Regions from separate parts of the Mus musculus genome. Here region 1 is linked to region 2. A link is a loop called in an ENCODE intact Hi-C map of the cell type or tissue named here. Cell type or tissue: left cerebral cortex. All regions are shown on one strand.

Evidence for each region. A loop is a pair of places that touch in the nucleus more often than their neighbours do. Peaks named below come from ENCODE experiments on the same cell type or tissue, not always from the same donor. Only the 100,000 strongest peaks of a DNase experiment are listed, where the experiment ranks them.
Region 1: a loop joins it to region 2, with 3 times the contacts of the local background. A loop is called at or near these places in 6 of 42 quality-filtered maps.

Annotation. Positions count from the first base shown.
Region 1 is chr15:35,296,058-35,300,057 of GRCm38, reverse strand. It overlaps Osr2 (odd-skipped related 2), which reads right to left and starts at 3,960. Exons shown (of 4, transcript NM_001368665.1): 1 at 3,591-3,960. In left cerebral cortex, a CTCF peak has its summit at 1,632; DNase peaks (open chromatin) are centred at 2,183, 3,037, 3,206, 3,496 and 2 more places; H3K4me3 peaks cover 704 bases.
Region 2 is chr15:34,533,954-34,537,953 of GRCm38, reverse strand. No RefSeq gene overlaps it. Among named protein-coding and RNA genes, the nearest start is that of Gm22208, 4.2 kb to the right of the region's middle. In left cerebral cortex, a CTCF peak has its summit at 1,907 (motif pointing left); DNase peaks (open chromatin) are centred at 243, 1,611 and 1,914.

The DNA of each region.
Region 1 (4,000 bases), 760 kb before region 2:
GCCAGTCTGCACCGAGATTCCCAGAGCTTGGGCAGCAAGAGGCCCTCGGGCGAGCGGGTGATAGGAAGGCCGGGTTCCAGGACAGGGGGCTCCGACCGGGGAAAGAAAGGCGGGCAGAGAGGGCTCTGGTGCTGCACCAGTCAGTCCCACTGTCACCCGCATCTTCTTAAGTGGGGAAATCATGAGGACTGAGAGGTCAAGGCCCACAGGCCACAGAGTCAACTGCTGTCTCTCGGAGCTTGCCAGCTCCCTGTGGCACCGCAGGTCGTGGTTCCGATCCGGGACCCGAAGGCCTGGTTCGATCCACAGGTGTGGCTTCTTCCCAAGCTGCGCCCCACTCAGGTCGCCTTTCCCGCGCTAACCGGGAGCACTATGTTCTCCCGGGCTTGCAGGGCTCAGCTTCTCCTCACGCTGACCTCGCTGTTTTTTTGTTTGTTTGTTTTTGTTTTGTTTTGTCCCCCCCCCCCCCGCCTTACTCTCATTTATCAGAAGTGACGGGCCCACAGGAAGGAAAAGTGACACTTCGGGGACTGGGTTCAGCTTGGACTCACCCCTTCTTCTCAGGGGTTGCCTCTCCTCCACCCCCCTACCAAAATCCCTTCCAGGTGGTTCAGACTCCAGCATGGTTCCTCCGGGTGAGGATGCGGAACCTGAGTCTGGAACCCTGTTTTCCCAAACCGAGCGCTAGGATCTCAGAAAAAAGGGGGCTGCTTCCTGATCTGGCACCCCCAGGAAGCCTTAAGAGCAGCGGAAAGAAGTGAGCATTCAGGAGGAGGCCAAGGAAAGGAGCTGCAGGAGGTCCTTGCATATTGCGAGGCCTAGGCTACCTACAGCCTGATGCCCACGTCCACAGGGGCAACCCTGGAGCACCTCAACTGCGTTCACAGTGAGCCCACAGTCTCCCACAGCCAACCCCCTTTTATAAACATGTTCTGGCAGCACCGCCTAGGGTGGCCTCCCAGGTGCAGGGTTTAGAGCTGAGAACTTCGCCAGGCAAGGAAGAAAGCCGTCCAAAGGCGTTGCTAACACCGGGACACCTGAGGTTTTGGAGTAGGCAGGGGGGCGCTAGGGCCTGCCCTACTCTCCCTGCCCACCCAATCCTTTCTGCACCGAATTTTCTGCCCCATAGCGTTTATGAAGGGTTGTTTGAGACTCTATCTGCCAGCAGGCTTAGAGGGCTGCGCTATGACACAGCGCTCTCGCAAGGTTGAAACTAGCTGCTTCCGTGGACTCCCTCCTTCCTCCACTGTTTGGAACAGTTTGGAGACAAGAGATTTATTAATGAACTGCTTCTGCCTGGTGGTATGTGGTCTGGGCGTTCAGGCTGGGAGTTAATGAGAAGTGTCTAACAGTCGGAGGGTCTCAGTCAGAGCATTCAACCGAAACTGTAAACTCCCATTAGTAATAACTTTCCCACCACACAAATCACTATTCACTGCTGTTCAGCTGCAACACTGAACCCCTCTCCTATGGTGTGTGTGTGTGTGTGTGTGTGTGTGTGTGTGTGTAGGAAGATTCTACTAACATCACTGTTTACTCTTCAATTAAAAACAATAAATTTCATCTTTATTTCCGTCTCCGTAGGTAATAAGGATTTTCCAGAAAGTCAAACCATTTTCCCCCTAGTGTCGAAAGGCAGCCTCTCTCCTGCATGGAGAGGAAATCAAAATGATTATCTGGATTTATTCTCAGTCTAGATTTCTTAGAAATAAATGCAGGAGGCAATGCATGGTTCTCAGAATAGACGGAGGTGGCAGGATGGCTCTGTTGAACAACTATACAACAGAACAACTATAAAAATTGATGATTTCTGACTCCAAATGCTCCAAGTTAACTTTGCCATAAAGGTCACAATCTTAATTCTGTCTACAGAAATCCGAGTGCCACTCTTCTCTTCCCAATGATTTATACTGCAGAAAGGAGACTTATAATTTCTGTTACTCCCAAATTGCCACTTCATAGAAAGTTTGCTTTCTTTGCAAGGAAGAGTCATCTGGTTTGAGGAAGAGCAAGCCAGTCTGCCCTCTGATATCTCTTTACAAATAGAGTGCCCTTAAACACCTACCAAACATAAATAACCAGAGAGTTCAGATTCCCACGCCCCTGTTTAGTCTCTAGCAATGTAAGTCAAATCATCGCTCAAGTCAACCCATGGAACTAAGGTACTTTCGTTTTGTTGGGGCTGCGGACTTACTCCATCTCAGGCACTAACTATGGGCCCTCTGCTGTCATCTCTCCACTAGCATGTTTCGGACCACTGGTTACCTTTAATTTTGCGAGGAAAGTTAAACCATGAAAAGTCATAAACGGTTCAATGGAGAGAAAGCTACATTTCTTTCATCGGTTTTCAATGGAATTCTCAGGCATGTTAGACGATTTGTAAAATTTAATTTCGCTGGCTGTCAGCAAAGTACATATTAATTTCAGTTTGGTAAAACTTTAAAAACACTGGAGAGCACAGGGGTCCTGATTATTTGATAAAGACTCTCCAATCGTTGGTAATAGTGATGTTACATTGAATAATAATAATAATAATAATAATATCGTTCGGCGTTATCTGCTAGACCCTGTGTATGGGCTTCTGAGTAAAATGACAGATGGATGAATGGTTATGTTCGCTGATTTTCAGTTCAAACACAGCAGAACTGTGTAAAAGCCAGAGAGCTATAGTAGAAAGAGATCTACGATCATGGTGGGGGAGGAGAATTTGGTCAAGTGGGGGGGGGGCACGAAGTTTCTGCCCCTTCCCCGTGCCTCTGCCTTCCCGAAGAGTTAATTAAATTAAGGCGCCCTCCGCATAAACTGGGTTTGTCTCCGCTCCCTCCCTCTCCATTTCATTTTCTTGTTCTGTTCAAGACTGGAATTTGTGGAGCAGAGAAAGTTGCTGTCTGCACCCAGTTTCGCTTCGAAAGCAGTCAGAACTCTTTTGTTCTCTGCTCACAGGTGGGGAGACCGATCCAGCGTTGCTGCCTCCACAAACACCTTGTCCTGCCTCCTTCCTACAACCGCGACTCCATTCCGAGCTATTTCTCGACAACCCAAGCGTCTCAGCTCCTGAGAAGCTTGCCTGTTGGCCTCTGGGCGAAGACCGGAGCAGGAGGAAAAGCAAGAGGCCAGTACACGGTTGGAAAAAATAATCACCCATGACTGGACTATTCCCCTGTGAAATGCGCCTTCGGAGTCGCTGGCTTGATTGCACCGTGTGTCCCGGCCCTTCCGTGCTGAGTGCCGGAGCTGCAGTAGGAGGAAGCGTGGATCCCGCTTTCTAGAGCAGGGGAGCAATATCACGGGGTGATGGGATCTGGCCACAAAGTACGATGATCGGCCTTTATAAATCTTGCCGAATGCGTAAATCTACCAAAACCAAACTAAGGGACAGCGCACAAAAGTACAACTGAGTGTATTAGCTGGGAGTCGCGTGCAGGGACCGGAGGAGGCCAGAACACGAGGCCCGGGACTAGGGTCCGCACGGCTGCCTTTCATTTTCTGAACTTGTAGCGCTCCAGACTGAGAACCTGGGCGCCCCTTGAGCACCCACATCCCTCCCTTCCTTTGGAAGGCTACAGCCTGGCCCTGGAAAGGACACTCACCGCCAGAACCGATGTCTGCCTGGGCAGCGCGGTTCAGACTAGGTCCGGACAGCAGGACGCACAGCTTGGAAAGGTCATGAGGTCCAAACTGGGAGAACTTCTTTTTCGGCGCGTTGTCCCGGGAACCGAGAACATGATCTGGGGGAGCGAAAGCGACAGCGGTAATTGGTCTTCGGCAGTCCGTGGAAGCGGGATGTGTAAAGAGCGAGCGTGTTGGGATGAGTGCTCAGAGCTCGCCCAGATCCCGGTGCCTGGGCCAGTTTCTGACCGCGGACTGCGGGTAAAGTCGGAGCCCGCAGCCCTGCAGGGCCATCACCCTCCGGCTGCGAGCGCGCTGAGCTCCGTCCCAGCCCGCGTCCCGCCCCAGGCTGCCCCTGGCCCGGAGTCCAAGGCTTTAGTAGCGGCCCCGC
Region 2 (4,000 bases):
GGCTCTCTGGAGGCTGATGCTCAGAAATGTGTGCCTTTGGCAAGTGCCCAGGAGCTCTGGTGATAGCAGGGTGGTGTGGTAGCAGTGTTTGGACACCTGGGACTCTGTGAACGGCCCTGGAACATTCCTGCCTGTGGGAATCACACTCAAGGATCTGGTCCAGATGCTTGGTTTCCTCTAGGTCTGGGAATGGCACCTGAGATTCTAAGTCCCCATTGCTGAGGCTGCTGATCCCAGGAACATAAGCCTATCGGAGTCTGTTCTCTAGCATCCCCCATCTCACTGAGAAACAGAAAAAAGCCCACAGGGAAGCAACTGAGCCAGAAGAGAAGAAAATGGGGTGGGTGGAAGCTGCAAGCAAGCTGGGCAAGAACTAGTGCCTCGCACAGCTAGTCCAAGGCCAGCAGGGTAACTCCAGCTTATCATTTTCTGACCAAGTGATGGTCCTGGGGCTACCTTCCTAATGACCATTGTGGCTATACAGTGGGAAGTAGTCACAGATGGCACAGACAGGTCCCTTGATCGGGAAATCTGCTGGACCCCTGACAGCTACAGCTCTGCGTCTGGCAAAACTGACATCAGAATGCACATGCCAGCTGCTAGGGCTTGTTCCAGAGTCCACCTCAAGAAGTCACACACACGCACATACCACACACACACACTCAGGCACACTCACATAGCTCTGCAAAAGATACAACAGAACAACAGAACATTGTCATCTTGACCTGGAGGGCTCTATCTCATATTTTCCTGGCCTACTTTTGGGCATCTTTTCCTGTTGTAATGTCTTGAGAACAGGTAAAACTTGTCCTTGGGGCTTCCTTCTGATCTCCCATAGAAGTTGGATGCTAGGGGCCAGAAAATGAACAGTCTCCAGGACAACCGCAGGCTTATAAGAACGGGGTCAATGAAGATTCCTCTGCTGAAGGAAAGCTAAAGACATAAGGCTAGTTTGTTTGCCTTAGAGAAAAGAAAGCAAAAGGTTAATAAGTGACTTCAATAAAAATAAGAGTGGAAAGGAAGAGAGGGCACTGTCACTGAAGCCTTCTGCTCTGTTCGACTGGCTGGATACTGTGAGCAGGCATTACACTTTATATAAGACAGTTTCCATTATTTCTTTTCTAGACATCTTCAAGATTCAGAGAGCCCATGGGCTAGCAAGATAGTCAGTAAGAGCATCTGTGCAGTGAGCCTGAAAGCCTGAGCTCAACCCCCACATCTCACAGAGAAGTGACTCCTGAAATTGTCTTCTGACATCAACACGTGAGCCACACATGCACGCACAAACACACAGAAACACATATACAAACTCACACATACACAAACACACACAAACACCCATATACAACCACACCCATACACACATAAAAATACACACATATAAACAAACACACACACACTTCATAGAACTAGACTAGGGAGATGGTCCAGTTCATAAGAGCACTTGCTCTGAAGCATAAGGACCTGACTTTAAAGCCCCACAGCCCATGGGCATAGCTGTGCAGACCTATAACCTCAGCACTTGAAAACAGAGGTAGCTGGATCCTGAGAGCTGATTGGTCAGCCAGGCTAACCCAAACAATGAGCTTCTGGTTCAGAGAGAGACCTTATCTCAAGGCAGTATGGTGGAGAGAGGTACAGGAAAGCACACAACATCTTTCTCTGGCCTCTACAATCTGATGCATGGATGCACACACCACAGTTACACACACACACACACACACACACACACACTCCACATAACAAAATTTCGTCAATTAGGATTCTGCCCAAATGGGTATACCCTCTAAAAGATGGAGTACTGATTAATCTAAGACCACATAAATACCCTTAGTAACAAGGATTTTGCACAACAGAATTGTATTTTAATAGGATCTTTCTAACCACAGCCTATGCTCATGGTCTTGGCACCACCTAGTGGCTTACTTGCTCATTACAACTTTTACCGGACCTCTGATCACTTAAAATTTCAATTCAACAAAAATATATTAGATAGAAGTGATGAGTTAAGAGCCAGGAAGGAAGCTATACTGAAACATTAATAAAAGACACGGTCTCACCTTCCTGAGGCTGATGTGTAAGAGTTATACAAGTACATAATGCAAACATGATTACACACTGCGAGGTAACCAGGAAATGAAATTGTCATGGGCTGGAGGAAGATGTACGTAGAAGAATGGCTTTAGTTTTGATTTTGTGTTTTGAAACAGTATCTCACTAAGTAGCTCAGGCCTATCTTGACCTCTTCATCCTCTGGCTTCAACCTCCAACGGGCTGGGGTTGTGGGCATGCACTACCATGGTCTATAAAAGCAACGTATTTTAAGTGAGTGGCAGGTAAGGCCACTAAAGTCAAGCCCATACAGATGAGACGGAGTTGGATGAGGATATTCTGTGAAAACAGAGCAGGTCTTTGCAAAGGCAAATGGATCAAGGTCTCAAGCGCCTATGGAAAGAGCACAAAGTCCAGCTTGTCCGGAACACCGTGAGCAGGCCTAGCAGGCTATGATGAGGCTGGACTGAAGCTAGGAGTGTGTCCTTAAATGAATGCACACATATGGGGAGATGGGGTGGCGTTGGGGTTGTCCCCAAGGACAGAATCCGGTTAACTTTATACTTTTTCAAAATGGATTGGGAGAGGTTGGAAATACTTTGAATTGAGTTTGGACACTCACTTGACCCCAGCTGGATTTCAGGGATTTCAATGACCTGTGTCGGTTTATGGCTGGCTGCCCTGCCCTTTCCCTTAACTGACAGGCACACCCCTAGGGGGTTGCAGTAGAACCTCTTTTTAAGAGTCAGAATAGTGGTTCTAAATTTGGGGCCTTTTAGGCACCACTAAGTCCAGTTAAATTGACATCTCAAGGAGTGGGTAGCATGCTTTACCAGCAAAACTGAGAACATCTGAGCTTGGGACATTCTTACCAGGAGAGGAAAATATCAAAACAAAGTACTTGGGTTGGGGGAGGGGACAGGGGGTTTTCGGAAGGGAAACCAGGAGAGGGGATAACGTTTGAAATGTAAATAAAGAAAATATCTAATAATAATAAAAAAAAGAAATAAAAAGAAAAAAAAAGCCAAAGTACTCTGGGATACTGGAATCACGGAATCACACAAGTACCAGCCAGGCTGGTTTTTGCTTTGATTGGTCCATTGGTTTTGTTTTTTAAAATGAGTTTGTCCCAGGTAGAATTCCCAGTCTGGACCACAATGTCTCATTAAGTTTCCACCTAGATGTCAACAGCTCAGAAGAGCTGATGTCATAGAGGGATACAGTTTCTTGGTGTAGACGAAGCTGGCTAAGCAGACAGGAGTTATGAGACATCTGAGACTCCATTACTCATTCACAGGTCTCTGAAGTCAGAGGGTCCAAAGAGGCAGGCCTCTCGGCCCCAGTGGAGTCACACATCATAAGGACCCAGAGAGCAGCTAGCAGATGCTCATACTTTGGCTCAGGCTTGGGCTCTCAGGTGATTCTCATACAGACAAGCCAGAGATGAAACAACATCCTATAGCATCCTATAGTTCTGGGGAGACCTGCCCAGAACTGTGTAACTAACTTGCTATTCTGACATCTGCAACTAACACAGTGTGTGTGTGTGTGTGTGTGTGTGTGTGTGTGTGTGTGTGTGTGTGTATGTGTTTGGGGGGGGGGAGTTACGCGCGAGAGCGCACAAGCGTAGGCAAGTACACACACATGGATGTGCAAGTGCATGTGTGCATAAGTGTATATGTTTGTGTGTGTAAGTGTGTAATGTGCATGGCTCAGTGTGTGTGTACAAGCATACTCTACTATGTGAGCATAGGTTCTCATTTTAACCAATTAAACCCTCCACTACTTTTTCTTAAAAGATGCCCACTCATTTATATCTTAATGCTTAAATGGATAGCTCGGGAAAGCTAGTGGTAGTTCTCATCTAGATGGTGGAAGTCGGGTGATTTAAATTATTTTGTTGTTAACCACATACAGCAGTACAAGAAATCAAAATACTCTGAAGGCT